2 separate regions of the Homo sapiens genome follow, and region 1 is linked to region 2. A link is a contact called in ENCODE Hi-C data. All regions are on one chromosome and are shown on one strand. The core of a region is the stretch at or near the end of the contact, and the rest is flanking DNA. Distances in the headings are between cores, read along the strand shown. Region 1 overlaps CHST11 (carbohydrate sulfotransferase 11). Region 2 holds the start of EID3 (EP300 interacting inhibitor of differentiation 3).

Region 1 (4,541 bases), core at 1,280-3,779, 190 kb after region 2:
ATCATCCATTTCCCCGAACCAGAATAGAAGTTCCTGAGGCCAGAACTTCTGTCTCTCTGCCCCTCACTATGTGTCTCTGGCACATACCCCAGTGCCTGCCTGCTCTAAAGTAAAATCTTAGTAAATATTACTGTTGACTAAATAAATGAATAAATCCCTTTTAATGCCCTTTGGAAGTTGCAAGTAAAGAATAGGATCCCTTTTTAAGATTACACTTTTGGCTATTGATCTGTGTGTCTGGAACAAGATACAGTTTGAAGATACTACCATGGGACATGACATCAGTTGAGCTGATTAAGGTTTTAGTAATAAGAATCCAGGATGTGTCCGGGTGCGGTGGCTCACGCCTGTAATCCTAGCATTTTGGGAGACCGAGGCGGGCAGATCACGAGGTCAGCAGTTTGAGACCAGCCTGACCAACATGGTGAAACCCCGTCTCTACTAAAAAATACAAAAATTAGCCGGGTATGGTGGTGTCCACCTGTAATCCTAGCTACTCAGGAGGCTGAGGCAGGAGAATTTCTTGAACCCGGGAGGCGGAGGTTGCAGTGAGCCGAGATCACACCAGTGCACTCCAGCCTGGGCAACAGAGCAAGACCCAGTCTCAGGAAAAAAAAAAAATCCAGGACGTAACTGAGGAAAATGAAGTGGAAATGAAATGCACACTTACCTATAGCTGTGTTTCCTACTGTCAGTGAGGTCAGATGTTTTTGACCAAAAAAAGATCGGAAAGTGAAATAAAACTAATGGAAATGGTGCACGATGGCTCAGTGGTTTGCAAGCAATGCAGATGGCCTCAGCCATTCACATTCAGGCAGGAGCCGCTGATCCTAGTGTTTACCTTGGAGCTGGTATCCAGTAATGTGGCAAGATGTTTATTGCTTTCTCATCAGATGATGGATGTGGAAGAGAATGTTTTTGCCCTGGAACCAGGTAGGCCTTGGGCTACTTAATTTGCTCTTTAATAGACATAGGTGTTCTTGAAGTACACCTGTCATTCCCTTAACAGAGCACCTATGAGGTGCCAGGTGCTGAGGGTTCGTTGGTGAATGAAGTACATTTTGTGGCTTCTAATCCAGTGGCTTTGGACATGTCCTGGTGAGAGGGGTGGAAATAGTGTATGCGAATGTGTGTCAAATGCCTCAGAAGTGGGAAATGGAGGGAGAGTTTGAAGGCCTGAAGGCGTTCCATCAAAGCTTCCTTCCTTGCCGTCTCTACCCTTCCCTCAACTCTGGCTCAGGCAAATGCTCAAAGTGACTCACCCTGGTAGGCACGGAAAGACAAGAGAGACTTGGATGTAGAAAGACACATTTACAGTTTGTGGAGGGCCGTCCCTTCGGACACATTTCATCAGTGGGTGTGATGCTGCCTGTGGTATCACATGTGCAGCAGCAGGGTGTTCGGTTTTGTTTTTTGAGACTGGGTCTTGCTCTGTCACCCAGGCTGAAGTGCAGTGGCACCATCTTGGCTCACTGCAGCCTCCATCTCTTGGGCTCAAGTGATCTTCCCACCCCAGCCTCCCAAGTAGCTGGGACTAAACACACACACCACCATGCCTGGGTAATCTTTTGAGATCTCACTGTATTGTCCAGGCTGGTCTTGAATTTCCGGGCTCAAGCAAGCCTTCTGCCTTGGCCTCCCAAAGTGTTGGGATTATAGTGTGAGCCACCGTGCCTGGCCTAACAAGATGTCTGTATGTGAAGCCACATTCCTGGCCCATCCACAGTCACGAGGACTTGGGACTACAGGCTGGGTGACAAAATTGAGCTGATTTCCCCAAATCTCCAAGGAGATCCCCTCTGAAGAGATGCCGTGCCGATGAGAGACAGAGCCTGCACCACGAAGCAAAGGCAGGAGCTTGTGAGCTTGTGAGCTGACCCCTCTGGCCTTGGCCTCTTAGTGTCTATAGCCCGTCACTGCCTTAAAGCCACCACATCACATGTCACTGTTCTTCAACACTGCTCTTATTTGAATGTCTCAGTGATAACATCTCAGAAATGAAAAACAGGGTCTCCACTTCTGAGGATGTGACAAGTGAGTTGGAGGCAGTTTCCCAGGGGAAGGATTTTTGTCTCAAAGCATTAAAATAGAATCCGTTCTAAGTCAGAATATTCCTTTTAAAGTTAACTTCACAAAACTTCTCTGATCTTGATCCTCTTGCTAGCAGCTGACTGCCGAGGATGGGTTCCAGCGCTTCTCAGAACAATGTCGTAGGCGTATTAGCTCTGTAAGTCACCACGAATTCAGAATAATAACTGTGGGGTGGGGTGCGGGCTCACTGATTGACTCGGAGGCATCTAGAGTTCATTTTGTAAAACACTTAAACAATTCAGGGTGTTTTGTTTTGTGGGTAGATTTTTAAAAATAATTTTAAAAATGTAAAATTGTGGTTAAAAAAGCACAATGTAAACTTTACCATTTTAATCCTTTTTAAGAGTACGGGTCAGCAGTGGTAAGTATATTCATACTGTTGTGCAACAGATCTCCAGAACTTTTTTGTTTTGCGAAACTGACATGCTGTACCCACTAAGCAAACAACAACTCCCCATTTTCTCAGACCCCCTGAGCTTCCAGTAACCACCGTTCTACTTTCTGTTTCTATGAGTTTGATAACTTGAGACACTTCAGATGCGTGGAGTCATACAGTATTTCTGTTTTTGGGACTGGGTTATTTTGCTTAGCTTAATGTCCTCAGAGTTCGTCCATGTTGTAGCATGTGACAGGATTCCTTCCTTTTTAAGGCTGAATAATTCATTGTATGTGTACACCACATTTTGTTTATCTGTTCTTCAGTTGATGGGCATCTGGGTTGTTCCTGTGTCTTGGCTGTTGTGGATACTGCTGCTGTGAACATAGGTGTGTAAATATCTCTCCGGAATCCTGCTTTCAATTCTTTTGAAAGAATTGAAAGAAGTGGGATTGCCAGGTTTTGTGGTAATTCTATTTTAAATTTTTTGAGGGCCCACCACACTCTTTTCCACAGTGGTCGTGCCATTTTATATTCCTACCAACAGTACACAAGGGTTCCAGTTTCCCCACATCCTTGCCAACACTTGTTACTTTCTAATTTTATTTTTTTTTGATAGTCACAGTCCTAGTAGGTGTAAAGGAATATCTTATTATGGTTAAACAGTGTAGTTTTATTATTTATACTTCAGGTAACCAATACATAAATTAGTACTAATAAAAATTGATAACTACTATTTATTGAGTGCTTATTAAGTGTTCTAAGCATCTTGCATGACTTAATTCTCATTACATCTCTGTGAGGAAGAGGTTCCATTTTTACCCATTTTATAGATGAGGAAATTGAGGCTTGGAGAATGTAAGGAACTCATACAAGGTCACACAACGAACTGAAGCCTGTGCCTGGATTTGAACCCAACCGTCTGGCTACTAGGGTGTTCTCTGGCTTTCTTTTCCTAATTGACTATGCTCTTTAAAATTCACATCTTCAGCTGACCCATATCAAGAAAGTTATAGAAGATAATGACATCCTGACTCCTGAATGGAGTTCCTTGAAGTGCCCAGGAATGAAAACTTGGAATAAGGCCCATGCCTCAGTCATCACTGATGCCTCGGATAGCAGACTTAAGCGAGGGCTTTAGAAATAGTGGCCTAGTCTCCTAAGCCCTGGGCTTGTAAAATACTCTGTACTTTTTTGGTTTGAATTCCCTTGTTAAATGAATAATAGAAAATGTGAGGAGAGAGGCACAACATTTTTTTCTTGACACTATTCCACTTTGAGTTTGGTTTCTATTCCAAATCTGTGTGTGTGTGTGGCAGTGGGGAGGAAGGTGTGTTGATGAGTTATTGTTGCATTAGAAGGTTCACTCTTAGAGCCACCAGATTTTCTGGAAAGCCATACATGTGCTATAATGCCTGTCAAATAAAAAATCAATGTGACACAGTTGGTTTAATTTTTGTTAATCTTTATCATATTTAATTTTGTTTTTTGACTAGACCTAATAATGGGCCAGAGGCCTTTAGGCACTGTTGAAGTGACTGCTGGCCACAATTCCCCAAATCAGCTGTAATGTTTGTGTTGGATTATTGTATTAACAAATGCTTCAAATTACATTAGAAAAAAATCCGTTATGTTATTTTAAGTTGGGGGACCAATTCCACACTCACATCTGGTAATCCTATCAGTAAATAATGGCACAGGGCCATTCTAACAGGGCCAATTAAGTCTGCAGGGCCTCTCTTCACTCTTTGATATGTTTTGTGAACATTTTTCTTATTTTGGTGCTATGAAATGAAGTCTCTGTCAAGAGCTCAAGTCATAGACTAATCCTCAAAACTTTTTTTTTTTTTAAACAAGACAAAGAAAATATGAGATGTTGTTTCCTGCAACAAAATCCTAGAGAGTTTGTAGGATGTTTTATGTATGGTGTGTTTTGAGGATCGTGGAACTGAGAAATCCACAAGAATTTGCCATCCAGAAAAACTTTCCACTGGAGGTGGGGAAGAGGGGCCTGCTTGACTCCCTCATGGGCTCAGGCCTACCTCTGCAGTTATGATTGTGGATAATTTAGCCC
Region 2 (4,534 bases), core at 708-3,207:
GGCCAGACTAGGGACAGATACGATCCTTGAATGATCCTGGGTCTCAACTTACCTTTCTTTCATTTTTCCTTTATTTTAGAAGAGGGATAAGAACTTTTTCTGAAGAGCAGTCAACTTTTCCTTTCAGTGTGTAGGATTAATTCCACGAATCTGTGAACTTAAATCTTTGCTGCCAAATAACTTGCAGTAGATGCTGGGATAGTTTTAAATCTATTTTAAGTTATACATTCAGTACATAAGTGCATCTCCGTGTAAAAACAGCTATGTTTGGAAGATCTAAAACGCAGCTTTTGTTTTTGAGAAGCCAACAATCTAATAGGGTAGGATCATATATATGTACAACTAACCGTAATGCATGGTGTTTTGAAAAATGCACGTATCTCCCTGAATTACCCCTAGTTAATAAAATAATTGGGAGCAAATGGTAATATAAGGATTTTGGAGTAACTTAATACTACTAGATTTTGCTGTTTATACATTTACAAAAAACTTTCTGCTAATGCTAAAGAAATAGAACAAGTCTATATGCATAAAGGAAGGTAGGGCTAATTTACTTCCTGGTGCTATGAAACTGGCAATTGGACAGGTGCAATTGTGGGTGTCTTTTTTTTTTTAAGGTGTACCTGTTGCAGGTTTGAAAAGCTGTTGATGCTCATGGGTTGTTTGTGTGCATGTTCTCTTTAAAAACCAGATGTATTCATTCCCTTTTTTTTTTTTTTTTTTTTTGAGACGGAGTCTCGCTCTATAGCCCAGGCTGGAGTGCAGTGGCCCGATCTCGGCTCACTGCAAACTCCGCCTCCTGGGTTCACGCCATTCTTCTGCCTCAGCCTACCGAGTAGCTGGGACTATAGGCGCCTGCCACCGCGCCCGGCTAATTTTTTGTAGTTTTAGTAGAGACGGGGTTTCACCGGGTTAGCCAAGATGGTCTCGATCTCCTGACCTCGTGATCCGCCCGCCTCGGCCTCCCAAAGTGCTGGGATTGCAGGCGTGAGCCACCGCGCCCGGCCATTCCCATTGTTATGTATACTTTGCTATTTGCTGCTGGTGAGACAGATAAGGAGTCACGTCTTTAACTGCACTTGAGTTTCCAGTGACCCCATTAAATCCAATGGGTAAATTTTCCCACGCAGATTACTCACCCAGTTTACAGATTAAGCTTTCATATCCTTAGACTGTATCTGAAATTTTCATAGCTTTGCCCACCTTTTAGGGTTCAGAGTTACTACCCATTCAGTGTCGGTGGCCTTTAGCTGTTGGCAAGCTTCCAAGTAAATAGCTCTTTTGCAGAGATCTCTACCCATTCTATTCTTCCACTCCTGGGTAGTGGAGAACCAAAGTTCACCTGAGTAATGCCCGTGCCCAGCACCCAGTTTCCTGCAGGGGTTAGCACGGATATTGGAGGCTCCCCCGATCCCACAGATACTCAGGATGGGTATTGGAGGGGGCTTGGTTTTTAAGAGGACATGTGAAAGTAATTAACCCGATTTACATTTGTATAATGAGTCCAAACACCACCTTGCAAAAGAACTGAGAGTTTAGCCTGCTTAATGGAGTTTCTGCTTTTCACGGTCCTTGGCCTTACCGACGGTTTACAGTCCAGCCAGATTTAGTTCACAAAAAACCAAAACCAGGTCGACCTCACTGCAGTATATGATGGCAGCGAGCGTTTTAAAGCGCAGGACCTTTAGTCTCCTCAATAGTTTTGTGTAAAGTTGTCCAAAAGTGTTTTTTTTTAAAGTGAGGTGATCCAGTCGGTAAACGCTTTGAAAAAGAATAGCTGTCCCCTGAGCGGGCATTAGTCGCGTGTGAGGTCAGGGCCCATCATTGCGCGTGTTGGGAGCGCCGCGCTGGTCTATGAGCGAGCGCCTCGGCTTGTGGCTGGGCCGGGCCGGGGCGGGGCTGTCTTCCCGCGGAGCGTGCTGGGGGCGGGTCGCGCCGGGCCGGGCCGCTAGTGCGCATGGGCGGGCGTCCTCGGCTCTAACTGCCGCCACTTTCCACACGCTGGGAGGGCCGTTACCTCAGAGATACCCGTGGCCGGCATGTTGGTTGAAAAAGCTTCCCGGAAGGGAGACGAAGAGAAAGGAGAGGAGCAGCTCGTGATCATCCCCGGTAGCGAGTACGCGGCGAAGTAGGCGGCGGCGGAGGGAGCGCTGATGAAGATGGATGTGTCAGTGAGGGCCGCGGGCTGCTCCGACGACCTCAGCTCTGGGGAGGCCGACGTAGACCCAAAGCTCCTGGAGCTCACCGCTGACGAGGAGAAGTGCCGCAGCATCCGCAGGCAGTACCGGCAGCTCATGTACTGCGTGCGGCAGAACCGGGAGGACATCGTGAGCTCGGCGAACAACTCCTTAACCGAGGCTCTGGAGGAAGCCAACGTCCTCTTTGATGGCGTGAGCCGAACCAGAGAAGCAGCCCTCGACGCCCGGTTTCTTGTTATGGCTTCTGATTTGGGTAAAGAAAAGGCAAAGCAGTTAAACTCAGATATGAACTTCTTTAATCAGTTAGCATTTTGTGACTTTCTGTTTCTGTTCGTGGGTCTGAATTGGATGGAAGGCGATCCTGACAAGTTGAGTGATTGTGATGATAGCATAGCTCTTTCCTTCTGGAAGGCAATAGAAAAGGAAGCAACATCCTGGATGGTAAAAGCTGAGACATTCCATTTTGTTTTTGGTTCATTCAAGCTAGAACGTTCTGCACCAAAGCCCCGACTTGAACACCAGAAAAAAGTTCGCAAGATGGAAGAAAATGGCAACATGCCTACAAAGTTGCAGAAGTTGGACCTGAGTAGTTATCCAGAAGCGACAGAAAAAAACGTAGAAAGGATTTTGGGATTGTTGCAAACCTACTTTCGAAAGTATCCTGATACTCCTGTGTCCTATTTTGAGTTTGTGATTGATCCAAACTCTTTTTCTCGTACTGTGGAGAATATATTTTATGTTTCTTTTATTGTAAGAGATGGTTTTGCAAGAATAAGGCTTGATGAAGACAGGCTGCCAATATTAGAGCCGATGAATGTTAACCAAATGGGTGAGGGAAATGATTCCAGTTGCCATGGCAGGAAACAGGGAGTTATATCTTTGACTTTACAGGAGTGGAAAAACATTGTGGCAGCTTTTGAAATTTCTGAGGCTATGATTACATACTCCTCATACTAAAGATTTCTTAGTATAGCATCCTTTTTGTGTTTTTTTTCTGAAGTTAGATGGAGAGTAAAATGTAAACTGAAGCACATATTGTATCTCTTGTAAAGTGAAAAAGTATTTTCAAGAACATCAGACATTGTTTTACTGTGCAGCATATTTTTCTTAGTAATTTATAAGGTCATGATCTTCTGTTATTAAAACAAATTCACTGGCATATTTATGGGAACGTTTTATTGAATGCCCTTTAAGACTATTAATAAAAACAAGTTTTGGATACCAAATTAAGGGATATTTGATAATTTGCAAAACATAATAATTTACGAAAATCAGTGATGATGCTCTGTGATGCGTTGCTTTCTCTGTCATAGGGAACCAAGAGAATCCCAGAAAGGGTTCCTAACCAGGTTGGGCAAAGAGTGGGTAAAAAACAAAAGTTAAAAAAAAAAACCTGTCTGTAAGGCAGTGAATATGCAACATTAAGACTAAAAAAGTCATTGCAAGGAAGACTTAGGATTTATGAGTGAGTATCCATATTCTAAACAATTTCTGTTATTGTACTCAGCAAAAGTAGTGTCTCTGCTGTAGTAGTTGAGGTATCAGCTAAGGGTGAAAGGTGAGTAGAAACACGAAGAAGGAAAAGGCATTCTAGGCAAGAGAATAGCAAGGTCAAATGCATGGAATTGTTAGAAGTTAGGCACGAGAGGACCATTAGATTTATGGAAAAACTATTATATTTGATAAGCTGGGCAACAATTGAATAACTTCATCTATTAATATCCTGAGAAGATGTTTTTGTCAAACTATTATACATTGAACACAAGATCTTGCTATCCAGTTGTAGTTTTTATCTACTGAATTTCTTCTCTGGCCCCTAGTGTCCCTTTGTGGTCTTTGCTAGTACATAGAATGTCCTTCACAATCTACGCTTTTTCATCATGTAACAACTTTGAATATTTGTCCCACTTTAATTTTGCATTTCTATCTTTTTTTTTCCCCCTCGAGACAGAGTATCACTCTTGCCCAGGCTGGGGTGCAGTGGTGCAATCTCGGCCCACTGCAACCTCTGCCTGCGGGGTTCAGGCGATTCTTGTGCCTCAGCCTCCCAAGTAGCCGGGATTACAGGTGTGTGCCATCACACCCAGCAAATACTTGTATTTTTAGTAGGAACAGAGTTTCGCCATGGTAGCCAGGCTGGTCTCGAACACCTGGCCCCAAGTGATCCACCCGCCTCGGCCTCCGGAAATGCTGGGATTACAAGTGTGAGCCAAATTTTGCATTTCTTAATAGGGCTTTAAATGCCAGGAAACTGACCTTGCTGAAACTAAAACATGTTAGTTTATCTGGATGTTCTTCACTTAGTGTAAAGCCATAAAGGCTTTTTTCTTTCCGTT

Evidence for each region. A loop is a pair of places that touch in the nucleus more often than their neighbours do.
Region 1: a map of CD4-positive, alpha-beta memory T cell shows a loop between it and region 2 (2.6-fold over the local background). The contact joins the enhancer-like site here to the promoter of EID3 in region 2. A Hi-C loop is called at or near these places in 1 of 168 maps with a recorded cell type or tissue (CD4-positive, alpha-beta memory T cell).

The regions. Positions count from the first base shown.
Region 1 is chr12:104,492,427-104,496,967 of GRCh38, forward strand. The region is part of intron 1 of CHST11 (carbohydrate sulfotransferase 11); the gene reads left to right. Among named protein-coding and RNA genes, the nearest start is that of CHST11, 38 kb to the left of the region's middle. RefSeq lists enhancers at 870-1,039, 1,662-1,851. Within about 2 kb of position 2,530, at least 13 of the 41 ENCODE cell types and tissues checked have a DNase peak (open chromatin) inside an H3K27ac peak, as active enhancers do.
Region 2 is chr12:104,301,782-104,306,315 of GRCh38, forward strand. EID3 (EP300 interacting inhibitor of differentiation 3) reads left to right here and starts at 1,958. Exons shown (of 1, transcript NM_001008394.3): 1 at 1,958-3,424. The coding sequence starts at 2,154. The coding sequence ends at 3,155. The region is part of intron 4 of TXNRD1 (thioredoxin reductase 1); the gene reads left to right. RefSeq lists enhancers at 1-94, 1,886-2,758, 2,066-2,305, 2,336-2,395 and a silencer at 1,796-2,025.